Linked DNA regions of Homo sapiens: region 2 is linked to region 1. A link is an interaction called in ENCODE POLR2A ChIA-PET data of the cell type or tissue named here. Cell type or tissue: Panc1. All regions are shown on one strand. Each heading gives the region's core, and the rest is flanking DNA. Links, peaks and the distances in the headings are about the cores only. Region 1 has its middle 13 kb from the start of HM13-AS1. Region 2 overlaps COX4I2 (cytochrome c oxidase subunit 4I2).

What was found. ChIA-PET counts read pairs that join two places held together with the same protein. Peaks named below come from ENCODE experiments on the same cell type or tissue, not always from the same donor. Only the 100,000 strongest peaks of a DNase experiment are listed, where the experiment ranks them.
Region 2: POLR2A ChIA-PET joins it to region 1 with 6 read pairs; 17 of 35 experiments call an interaction of 5 or more read pairs at or near these places.

The regions. Positions count from the first base shown.
Region 1 is chr20:31,583,934-31,589,303 of GRCh38, reverse strand. No RefSeq gene overlaps it. Among named protein-coding and RNA genes, the nearest start is that of HM13-AS1, 13 kb to the right of the region's middle. RefSeq lists enhancers at 1,595-2,096, 3,103-3,606, 3,607-4,109 and a silencer at 3,284-3,578. In Panc1, for the core only: no CTCF peak of the experiment used is centred there; no DNase peak of the experiment used is centred there; H3K4me3 peaks cover 1,532 bases; H3K27ac peaks cover 4,145 bases.
Region 2 is chr20:31,640,093-31,645,462 of GRCh38, reverse strand. COX4I2 (cytochrome c oxidase subunit 4I2) reads right to left here. Exons shown (of 5, transcript NM_032609.3): 3 at 5,366-5,370; 4 at 1,928-2,059; 5 at 457-695. The coding sequence ends at 559. Among named protein-coding and RNA genes, the nearest start is that of COX4I2, 4.9 kb to the right of the region's middle. In Panc1, for the core only: no CTCF peak of the experiment used is centred there; no DNase peak of the experiment used is centred there.

The sequences.
Region 1 (5,370 bases), core at 290-5,289:
TAATTGGGGGATTGCATGGTGGGTGGGGTGGCAAATAGTCTTAGAGAAAAGGGAAGAGGGCCCTGGTTAAAAGAAGGCTAGTGGCTCGGTTTGCTGGCTCATGCCTGTAATCCCAGCACTTTGGGAGGCCAAGGCAGGAGGATCACTTGAGCCCAGGACTTCCAGACCAGCCTGGGCAATATAGTGAGACCTGTCTCTTCAAAACAAAAATTAGCTGCTCCTGGTGATGGGCACCTCTAGTCCCAGCTACTGTGGAGGCTGCAGTGGGCAGATCCCTTGAGCCCTGGAGTTCAAGGCTGCAGTGAGCTGTGATCACACCACTGCACCACTCCAGCCTGGGTGACAGAGTGAGGCTCTGTCTCAAACAAACAAAAAACACAAAAAGGCCGGGGGCGATGGCTCATGCCTGTAATCCCAGCTTTATGGGAGGCTGAGGCGGGCGGATCATGAGGTCAAGAGATTGAAACCATCCTGGACAACATGGTGAAACTCCGTCTCTACTAAAAATACAAAAATTAGCTGGGTGTGGTGGCATGCGCTTGTAGTCCCAGCTACTGGGGAGGACTACGGGGCAGGGGAATCGCCTGAACCCGGGAGGCAGAGGTTGCAGTGAGCCGAGATTGCGCCATTGCACTCTAGCCTGGGGACAGAGCGAGACTCTGTCTCAAAACAAAACAAAACAAAACAAAACAAAGCAAAACAAAACAAAAAACACAAAAAGACAGGAGCACTATCTGTAAAGGTTTGTTCTTTGGAGGAGGAGAAATAGGCGCAAATACAGCTGACAGTTGTCAGTCCTGGGTGGTGGGAATGTGGTATTAGGAACATAAATCGCTATATTTCTCGGTACTTTTTATATTTCACAAAATCAAGAGTTAAGCAGGCAATGAGGACAAGGGGTATTCCAGGCTGAGGGGCCAACGCAGTTGGGAGTTTCTATTTTCCCACGTCCACACCAGCATTTTATATTATCAGACGTTAGCATTTTTTGCAGGGTGACGTGACAGTTGTCTCCTGCACTTTGAAGGTTTGGGGCTTAGGATGGAGACGGCGCGTCAGTGAGCCCGAAGTGTTCGGTGCAGGAGGAAGAGCGGGTGTTGGGCGGCGGACAGCGGGGGCACGCGGGCCCTTCTGGGGAGAAGCAGGAGGGGCGGCGGCCGCTCTTGGACCCAGCAGCCCCGGGCAGCGACTTTGGGTCCAGCCGCGCGGGGAGAGGCCGTGCACCCCGACTTTGTTCGGGGGCGCACCCGCCTGAAAGACATTGCTGGGCGCCGGTCCCGCCCTTTGGGGACGCCTCGGCGCTGGACTCGCCGCGCCTGGCAGCCGCTCGCGGCAGATGGGCCGCCCCGGCTTCCCGCACTCGGCCCGTGGGAACCAGGCCCGGCGGGCGGGGGCGAGGGCGCCAGGAACCGCCCCAGGGGAGCGGCGCGCAGATGGGGCGGGGGCCGGTGAGGCGGCAGATGGGTGCGAGGCCGGCCTGCGGCCGCGCCACAAAAGCGAAGGGCAGATGTTCGCGGCCAGATGTTCCAGGAGCGGGGGGAGCCTGGGAAAAACCAGCTTGCCTTCCCTCCGCCCTTCCCCAGCGGCAGCTCTGGGCTGGCCGGGGGAAGGTGCGGCTGGCGTGGCCGCCGCCCGGCACCACTAGGACGGTGGGAGCTGAGGTCAGGGTCTAAGGACATCTCAGGTGAAGCTTGTACCTCTAGCCTCCTCCACCACACCAGCCGTCCCACCTTCTTGCTGGAGAGTACTAAAAATGACATCTCAGGAATCTGGTCTGAACCCCCCTGCCCTATGTGACCGCCTTCCCCCCACCCCTCTTCTTCTGCACCCCGCTGTCTGCCACACCACCATGAGCATAGTGGCAGCAGTGTTCGCTGATACTTATAAAGCTCTTACCAGCGCTTTAAAGCATTATCTTATTTAATTCTTACAGCCACTCTGTGCTGAAGGTCGTCTCTATTCTGATTTAAGCAGCCGAGACAGAATGAAAAAGTTAAAAAAAAAAAAAAAATCAATCCGCCGGGTGCGGTGGCTCACGCCTGTAATCCCAGCATTTTGGAAGGCCAAGGCGGGCGGATCACGAGCTCAGGAGTTCGACACCAGCCTGGCCAACACGGTAAAACCCCGTCACTACTAAAAATATAAAAAATAGCTGGGCGTAGGCCGGGCGCGGTGACTGACGCCTGTAATCCCAGCACTTTCGGAGGCCGATGCGGCCGGATCACGAGGTCAGGAGATCGAGACCATCCTGGCTAACACGGTGAAACACCGTCTCTATAAAAATACAAAAAATTAGCCGGGCGTGGTGGTGGCGGGCGCCTGTAGTCCCAGCTACCCGGGAAGCTGAGGCAGGAGAATGGCGTGAACCCGGGAGGCGGAGCTTGCAGTGAGAAGACATCACGCCATTGTACTCCAGCCTGGGCGACAGAGCGAGTCTCCGTCTCACAAAAAAAAAAAAAAAAAAAAAAGCTGGGCGTGGTGGCGGGCACCTGTAATCCCAGCTACTCTGGAGGCTGAGGCAGAAGAATCGTTTGAACCCGGAGGCTGAGGTTGCAGTGAGCCGAGATCTCGCCATTGCACTCCAGCCTGGGCGACAGGGTGAGACTCCGTCTCAAAAAAAAATCCCTTTCAGGTGAGGGACTATGAACAGGGAGCTCCTGAGTGATAAGTAACTTGTCCACGGTGGCAGCGAGTACCAGGCAGGGCTGGGGCTGGAGTCCAGGATTCTGGAAGCTGTGGAGCATCTCTTGCTTGCCAGGCTGTGGGCCAGCGCTGGCATATTACAGTGAGCAGAATATTGTTGTTGTACTAATCTATTATGACTGGTGTGAACCCAAAAGCATCTGAAACAGGTCTTAATCAATTTAGAAAGTTTATTTTGGCCTAGCACAGTGGCTCACACCTGTAATAGTAGCACTTTAGGAGGCCAAAGCAGATGGATTGCTTGGGCCTAGGAGTTTGAGACCAGCCTGGGCAACACAAGGAGACCCTGTCTCTACATTGAAAAAATAAAACAAACAAACAAACAAAAACGGCTGGGCTTGGTGGTTCACGCCTGTAATCCCAGCACTTTGGGAGATCGAGGCGGATGGATCACCTGGCGTCAGGAGTTTGAGACCAGCCTGGCCAACATGGTGAAACCCCATCTCTACTAAAAATACAAACATTAGCTGGGCATGGTGGTTCGCGCCTGTCATCCCAGCAACTTGGGAATCTGGGGCAGGAGAATCATTTGAACCCAGGAGGCGGAGGTTGCAGTGAGCCGAGATTGCACCACTGCACTCCAGCCTGGGCGACAGAGCAAGACTCCGTCTCAAAAAAAAAAAAAGAACTTTTGTTTTGCCGAGGTTAAGGATGTACCCATGACACAGCCTCAGGAGTGTGCCCAGGGTTGTAGAAGGGAATGTCTGGGTTACAATAAGTGGTTGTGGCGACCAAGGTTTTATTATGCAGATGAAACCTCCAGGTGGCAGGTTTAAGTAAGAATAGACTGTAAATGTTTCTTATCAGACTTAACGTCTGTGTTGATGTTAATGCTAGTCAGCTTTTCCTGAATTCCAAAAGGAAGGAGGGTGTAATGAGACAAGTTCGACGCTTCCCCCTCACCCGCTTCCATCATGGCCTAAACTCATTTTTCAAATTCATTTTGGAATGCTCTTGGCAGAGAGGAGGGGTCCGTTCAGATGGTTGGGGGCCCCTAGCATTTTATTTTTGGTTTTACGCTTGTATATAGTGAACAGAATCAACAGAAGTCTCAGTCTTGTGCGGTTTTTATTCTGTGGGGGACAACACAGTAAGTGCAATATCTGTGATCTCATCTGGTGATAAAAATTAGGCGCCAGGCGGGGTGGCTCACTCCTGTAATCCCAGCACTTTGGGAGGCCCAGGCGGGAGGATCACCTGAGGTTGGGAGTTCAAGACCAGCCTGGCCAACATGGTGAAACCCTGTCTCTACTAAATACAAAAATTAGCCGGGTGTGGTGGCAGGCGCCTGTAATCCAAGCTACTCAGGGCCTGAGGCAGGAGAATCGCTTGAACCCAGGAGGCAGAGGTAGCAGTGAGCTGAAATCACACCACTGCACTCCAGCCTGGGCAACAGAGCCAGACTCCGTCACAAAAAAAAAAAAAAAAAAAAAAAATTTAGCTACCTCTCCCATCCAGAAATGGGAGTCAAGGCTTCCGATTTCCCAGGCTCAATTTATCCTCCCGCCTCAGCTTCTTGAGGAACTGGGACTATAGGCTTGCACTATCACACCTGGCTAGTTTTTTGTTTTTTTTTGTTTTGTTTTGTTTTTTTGAGATGTTGTCTTGCTCTTTGCCCAGGCTGGAGTGCAGTAGCACAATCTAAGCTCACTGCAACCTCTGCCTCCTGGGTTCAACCGATTCTCTTGCTTCAGCCTCCCAAGTAGCTGGGATTACAGGTGTGCCTCACGACGTCTGGCTAATTTTGTATTTTTAGTAGAGATGGGGTTTCACCGTGTTGGCCAGGCTGGTCTCGAACTCCTGACCTCAAGTGATCCACCCACCTCAGTCTCCCAAAGTGCTAGGATTACAGGTGTGAGCCACCACGCCTGGCCAATATTTGTATTTTTTTGTAGAAACGGAGTTTCACTATGTTGCCCAGGCTGGTCTTGGACTTCTGGCCTCAAGAGGTCCTCCTTCCTTGGCCTCCCAAAGCGTTGGAATTACATGTGTGAGCCACCACACCTAGCCTGCAATTTTCTATTCTCATGTGACCACCTATTAGTATTCATGTCTCATCACCATCAGTGTTTTTTGTTGTTTTTAACTGACCCTGTATGGAAACACCACTTGTGTCTGAAGTGGAGCATGGTGGCATGCTCCTGTAGCTCCAGCTACTTTGGAGGCTGAGGCCAAGGATCACTTGAGCCCAGGAGTTCTAGGCCAGCCTAGACCCAGTTTCTTAAAAAAACAAACAAACAAACAAAATTACATATGTATTTGCTTGTATCTCACTAGGAAACTGATGACTGTGGCTGCCTCCAATAGGGAAGAAGGGAGACATCCGTTGTTTTTCAGCGTTGTATCAGGAACATGTATTAGGTAATACATGTTCAAAAATGAAATGAAATTAAAATATAAAGGGGAGAGGTCTGGATCCAGAAAAGATTAAAAAAAGCCCTATGGCCCTGGGGTTTTTACCCACTCTGAGATTGTGTAGTTTGGAGACATCTGTGAACAACAAGTGGGCAAAACTCACCTGGACCCATGATTAATTAGGTCTAATAGTTGCTCAGTCATAGCCACCTGGAAGTGGGATGGGAGTGCAGTGGGGGAGGGATATGGGAAGTGGGGACCTTGGAGGTAGTGATTGCCTTATCATTGTACTGGATGCTCAGAAACAGGAGC
Region 2 (5,370 bases), core at 56-5,055, 56 kb before region 1:
GCGAGACTCCGTCTCAAAAAAAAAAAAAAAAAATACAAAAATTAGCTGGGTGTAAAAGTAGCCCAGCTAATTTTTTGTATTTTTAGTAGAGATGGGGCTTTCACCATGTTGGCCAGGCTGGTCTTGAACTCCTGACCTCAAGTGATCCGCCCTCCTTGGCCTCCCAAAGTGCTGGGGTTACAGGAGTGAGCCATCGCACCCGGCCAAGTATTTGTTAATTAGCTGAATAAAAGAGTGTTCTCACCTTTGATTAAGCCACTTGCTCCACCCCGAATGCCTTCCCTTCTTCTTGCCTTTCCTAATCCCACCTAAGCCTTGGCTGTAGCCCCCACTCCTCCAGGAAGCCCTCATTGACTAGATGAGTTCTGAGCCCTTCTTGCCCCTCACCTGTTAAAATGCCTAATTTTAGGTGCCAAGTAAAGTCTGAAGTGGTGGTGAGAGGCAGAAGAGAATAAATTTTTTTTTGGAGCTTTACTGGGGTTAAGGGCAGGGGAGGGGAGGGGCCGCCAGAGGCTCCCAGCCAGGGCGGAGCCTCAGGGAGACAGCTGGGGATGCAAGTCACTTCTTCCACTGCTTCTTCTCATAGTCCCAGCGGGAGGCCAGGCCCTGCACAGGATTCACCTTCATGTCCAGCATGCGCTGCAGCTGCTGGGCTTTCCGCTCGTCCGTCAAGGTGATCGGCTTTGGAGGAAATACTGCAGGGAGTACATGGGGTGGATCAGGATCCTGCCAGTCTTCCTACACCAGCCAGGGTCTCCAGCCACCCTGTAGCCTCCCAGCCACTCGCAAGGCTGACGGTACAAGATACTCCAGGGTTGAAGTATCTTGCACTGAGGAGCTCACTCCACCCTGTCTAGCCCCGCACCCCAGACTTTCTCCTAGAGCATCGTCCCAGGCACCTCTGGGTTCTGACCCCAGCTTTGCCTTAGACCCCAAGGACTGTGGGAGCTGGGCCAAGGTCCTTCACAACTCAGTCACCTCACCTACCTCTGTGGTCTGTGGTAATAAGATCACTGATTTGAAGACTGCCTGAATCCAAATCCTGGCTCTACCACTCCCTTGCCCTGCGACCTTCAACAAGTCACTTCATCTCTCTGAGCCTCAGTTTCCTTACCTGTCAAAAGAGGTCCTATCCACTAGGATTGTGGGGACTGAGTATTTCCAAAGCTGTTGGCACAATGTTAGACAAATATTAAGCACCTGATACATGTTACCTACTATAATTATATAATTACTGAGTTTGTTCCCACTTGCTGGGCAGGGTCCAGGATGAAATAATTCCTTTTACTTTCTAAGAGGGTTGAAAGTAGGAAGTAGGTAAGAGTGTTCACTTTAAAAATATGGGGACAGGCCACCGGGCACAGTGGCTCATGCCTGTAATCCCAGCACTTTGGGAGGACGAGGCAGGCGGATCACTTGAGGTCAGGAGTTTGAGACCAGCCTGGCCAACATGGCGAAACCCTGTCTCTACTAAAAATACAAAAATTAGCCGGGCGTGGTGGCACACTCTTGTAGTCCCAGCTACTCGGGAGGCTGAGGCAGGGGAATCATTTGAACTGGGGAGGCAGAAGTTCAGTATATATATACACTGAAAAACACACAGTTCATACACAACAATCAGTTACAACACCATTCATGACTATGAGCCAAACACTGGCCTACAGCCCTCTCTCATTAAAATCCTCTTAAGTACCCTGAGATGGAACATTACTATTCCCATTTTAGAGATGACGAAACTGAGGCCCAGAGAGGTAAAGTTCCTGCATTCAAACCTAGACAGCCATGCTCTGTCCTTCACCCTACACCTCTTCAGAAATTTTCAGCTCTTCAGATGAGTGCCAGCATGGTTCCTTTAAGAAACTGTCTGGTGGCCGTGACCACAAGGGCATGGCCCAGGACTGCAGCCAGATGAGGTGTTGCCACTCACCGTAGACCCGCTGCCACCAAATCACCAGAGCTGCGAATCCAATGAAGAAGAAGACACAACCCATCACTGTCTTCCACTCATTGGAGCGACGGTTCATCTCCGCAAAGGTCTCATTGAACTGGAGCCGGTACACTGGAGGCAGTTGGGTGTGGGGAAGGGGCCTCAGGTGCGTCCACTCTAAGTGATCCCGGCTTCCCCCTCCCTGCAGCAGATGCTGTTCATTCAGCAAATTCTTACTGAGCACGTACTATATGCACAGCATGACCAGGAACAGGTGACAGCAGTGAATGAGCCAGATGAAAATCCCTGCCCTTGTGGAGTTTAGAGGGGGAGACAATGGCAAATGCTTCAGGCAAACAGTTGGCTGGCCAGGGAAGGTGTCTCAGAGGAGGTGACATTGGAGCTGAGGTTTGAAAAATCAATGGGAGAAAGTTGGTGAAAACTGGAAGGAAGTGCAAAAACCCTGAAGCAGGAAGTGGGTAGGGAAAGTGTGAAGTGAGGACCACTGTAGCTGGAGTGAAATGAGCAAAAGAGAGAGAATTTAGCAAATGAGAGGCTGGCTCTCTCAAATGAGAGGCAGAGCCGGTTCACACAGGACCTTGTTAGAATCCATGGAGAAGAGTTTGGATTTCATTCTAACAGAATTAGGGAGGGGGCCAGGCTTGGTGGCTCATGCCTGTAATCCTAGAATTTTGGGAGACCAAGACGGGTGGATTGCTTCAGTCCAAGAGTTCAAGACCATCCTAGGCAATAAAGCGAGACCCTGTCTCTAGAAAAAATTTAAAAATTAGCCAGGTAAGTCCGGGCGCAGTGGCTCACGCCTGTAATCCCAGCACTTTGGGAGGCCGAGGTGGTGGATCACGAGGTCAGGAGATCGAGACCATCCTGGCTAACACAGTGAAACCCCGTCTCTACTAAAAATACAAAAATTAGCCAGGAGTGGTGGCGGGCACCTGTAGTCCCAGCTACTCGAGAGGCTGAGGCAGGAGAATGGCGTGAACCCGGGAGGCGGAGGTTGCAGTGAGCCGAGATCATGCCACTGCACTCCAGCCTAGGCGACAGAGCGAGACTCTGTCTCAAAAAAAAAAAAAAAAAAAAAAAAAATTACCCTACGTGTGTAATCCTTTCTCAGTACATTAAATAAATATGAAAATAAATATCTAAAGGAAAATCAAAGCTGGCAGCAGAATTCCTTGGGAAAAGGGAACTGTCTTAGGTTTTGGGAAGATACTTGGGTGGGCGGTTCAGGCTGAGACAATGAAATCAACCAGTGGAGGCCACTCAGTGTGGCTGTGGTAGAGCCATGCATAGACACAGGCCATGCACTCCAGTGCTGCCACGCCTGCCTGCCCTGGAAGAGGTCTGACAAGACTCAAGGCATTTGGCCTGGCATGATGGCTCATGCCTGTAATCCCAGTGCTTTGGGAGGCCGAGGCAGGAGAATTGCTTGAGCCCAGGAGTTCAAGACCAGCCTGAGCAACCATAGTGAGACTGCTCTGTCTCTACAGAAATATAAATAAATAAATAAATAGCCGGGCATGGTAGCTCACCCCTGTAATCCCAGCACTTTGGGAGGCTGAGGTGGGTGGATCATGAGATCAGGAGTTCGAGACCAGTCTGGCCAACATGGTGAAACCCTGTCTCTACAAAAAAAATACAAAAAAAAAAATAGCCAGGTGTGGTGGCGCCCGCCTGTAGTCCCAGCTACTCAGGAGGCCAAAGTGGGAGGATCGCTTGAGCCCAGGAGGCAGAGATTTCAGTGAGCCGAGATGGGGCCACTGCACTCCAGCCTGGGTGACAGAGACCCTGTCTCAAAGAAAAGGAAAAAAAAAAAGTTGTTTGAGCTGTGAGGTTACACTGAAACTCCCCAAGCATCCCACCAAACCTTCATTGTAGCTAATGTGGTGTAGCAGCTAAGGGTGAAACCCCTGGTGCCTGTCTATGTGGTTTCAAATCTTGCCTCCACCACTCTCTAGCTGTGCAACCACTGTAAGTGACTGCACGCCACTGAGCCTCAGTCTCTCAAATGTGAGCTAACGAGAGCAACCTAACGCCACAGCGGTGCCTGCTACATGTAAGCGTGCAGGACATATTAGGGATGGTGCTCATTATCATCTTGCTTGGGGAATGTCCATCATTTCTTTCTCTCTCTCTCTTTTTTTTTTTTTTTTTCAGACAGGGTCTCACTTTGTTACCCAGGCTGGAGTGCAATGCCGTAGCACAATCACAGCTCACTCTAGCCTCAGCTCCCCTGGGCTCAAGTGATCCTCCTGCCTCAGCCTCCCAAATAGCTGGGACGACAGGCATGTGCCACCATGCTCAGATAAAGAGTGTCAATTTCTCTTTTTTTTTTAAATTTTATTATTATTATACTTTAAGTTTTAGGGTACATGTGGTTTGTTACATATGTATACATGTGCCATGTTGGTGTGCTACACCCATTAACTCATCATTTAGAATTAGGTATATCTCCTAATGCTATTCCTCCCCTCTCCCCCCAAGAGTGTCAATTTCTGAAATGGATGAAGAAAAAACCAAGATGTGTGTGTGTGTGTGTGTGTGTGTGTGTGTGTGTGTGTGTAGAAAGAGAGAGAGAGAGAAGGGGTAAAGGTGCTGAGAGAGGGCTGGAAATGCAAGCTCACAGGCAGGAACGGAGCCTGGCTGGCTCACAGCTGCATTCCCAGTGCATGGTATTGTAGTAGGTGCCAAATAAGATGTTGACTGAATGAATGAATGTGAGAAGCATGAACCTTTCCCCACTAGGAATCCCTTGAAATCTTGGAGGTCAGGCTGAGTGTTCCCATTCATGGAATGAAAATAAGGTGCTCCAAATTTCAAAGGGTCAGCTCAGGGATGCTCTGGTGGACATGACAAGGGACCACACATCCCTCCAGCCTCCCAGGGTCAGAGGGCTCCTCCCCAACCGCCTCACCTGCCTCTCTCTGTCCCATCTCCCCCACATCACTCAATTCCAGGGCCCTCCACAGTCTCCTGCTCTGACACCCTTCCCCATGCAGTTCCCACTCCCTGGCAGTGCCCTCCTCTTCACCCTTAAAGGCCAGCTGGAATGTGCCCTCCTCTGGGAGGTCCACCAAGATTTCATCTCACAGTCCTTGAACACACCTCACCCTAGCCACATGTTCTGTATTACAATTATTGGAGTCTGTATTGGTTTTCCCCACGGGACCGGGGGCACCATGGGGGCAGGAACTATCCAGGTGATTCACCTCATGTCCCCAGCATTGCCTAGCATCAGGCTATGCACAAACAGGTGAGTGAATAAAGAAACGAACAAAGGCATGAACTTCACCCCTCAGGTGTTTGGAGGTTTCTGGCTGTCTTGGGGGCCTCTCTCTGCCCTCTGATCCCTGACAGGCCATTCTTTCCAAAGTCAGCCCCCAACCCACTCTCTCCAGCCAGCCCCACCCTGACACTTACAGGCC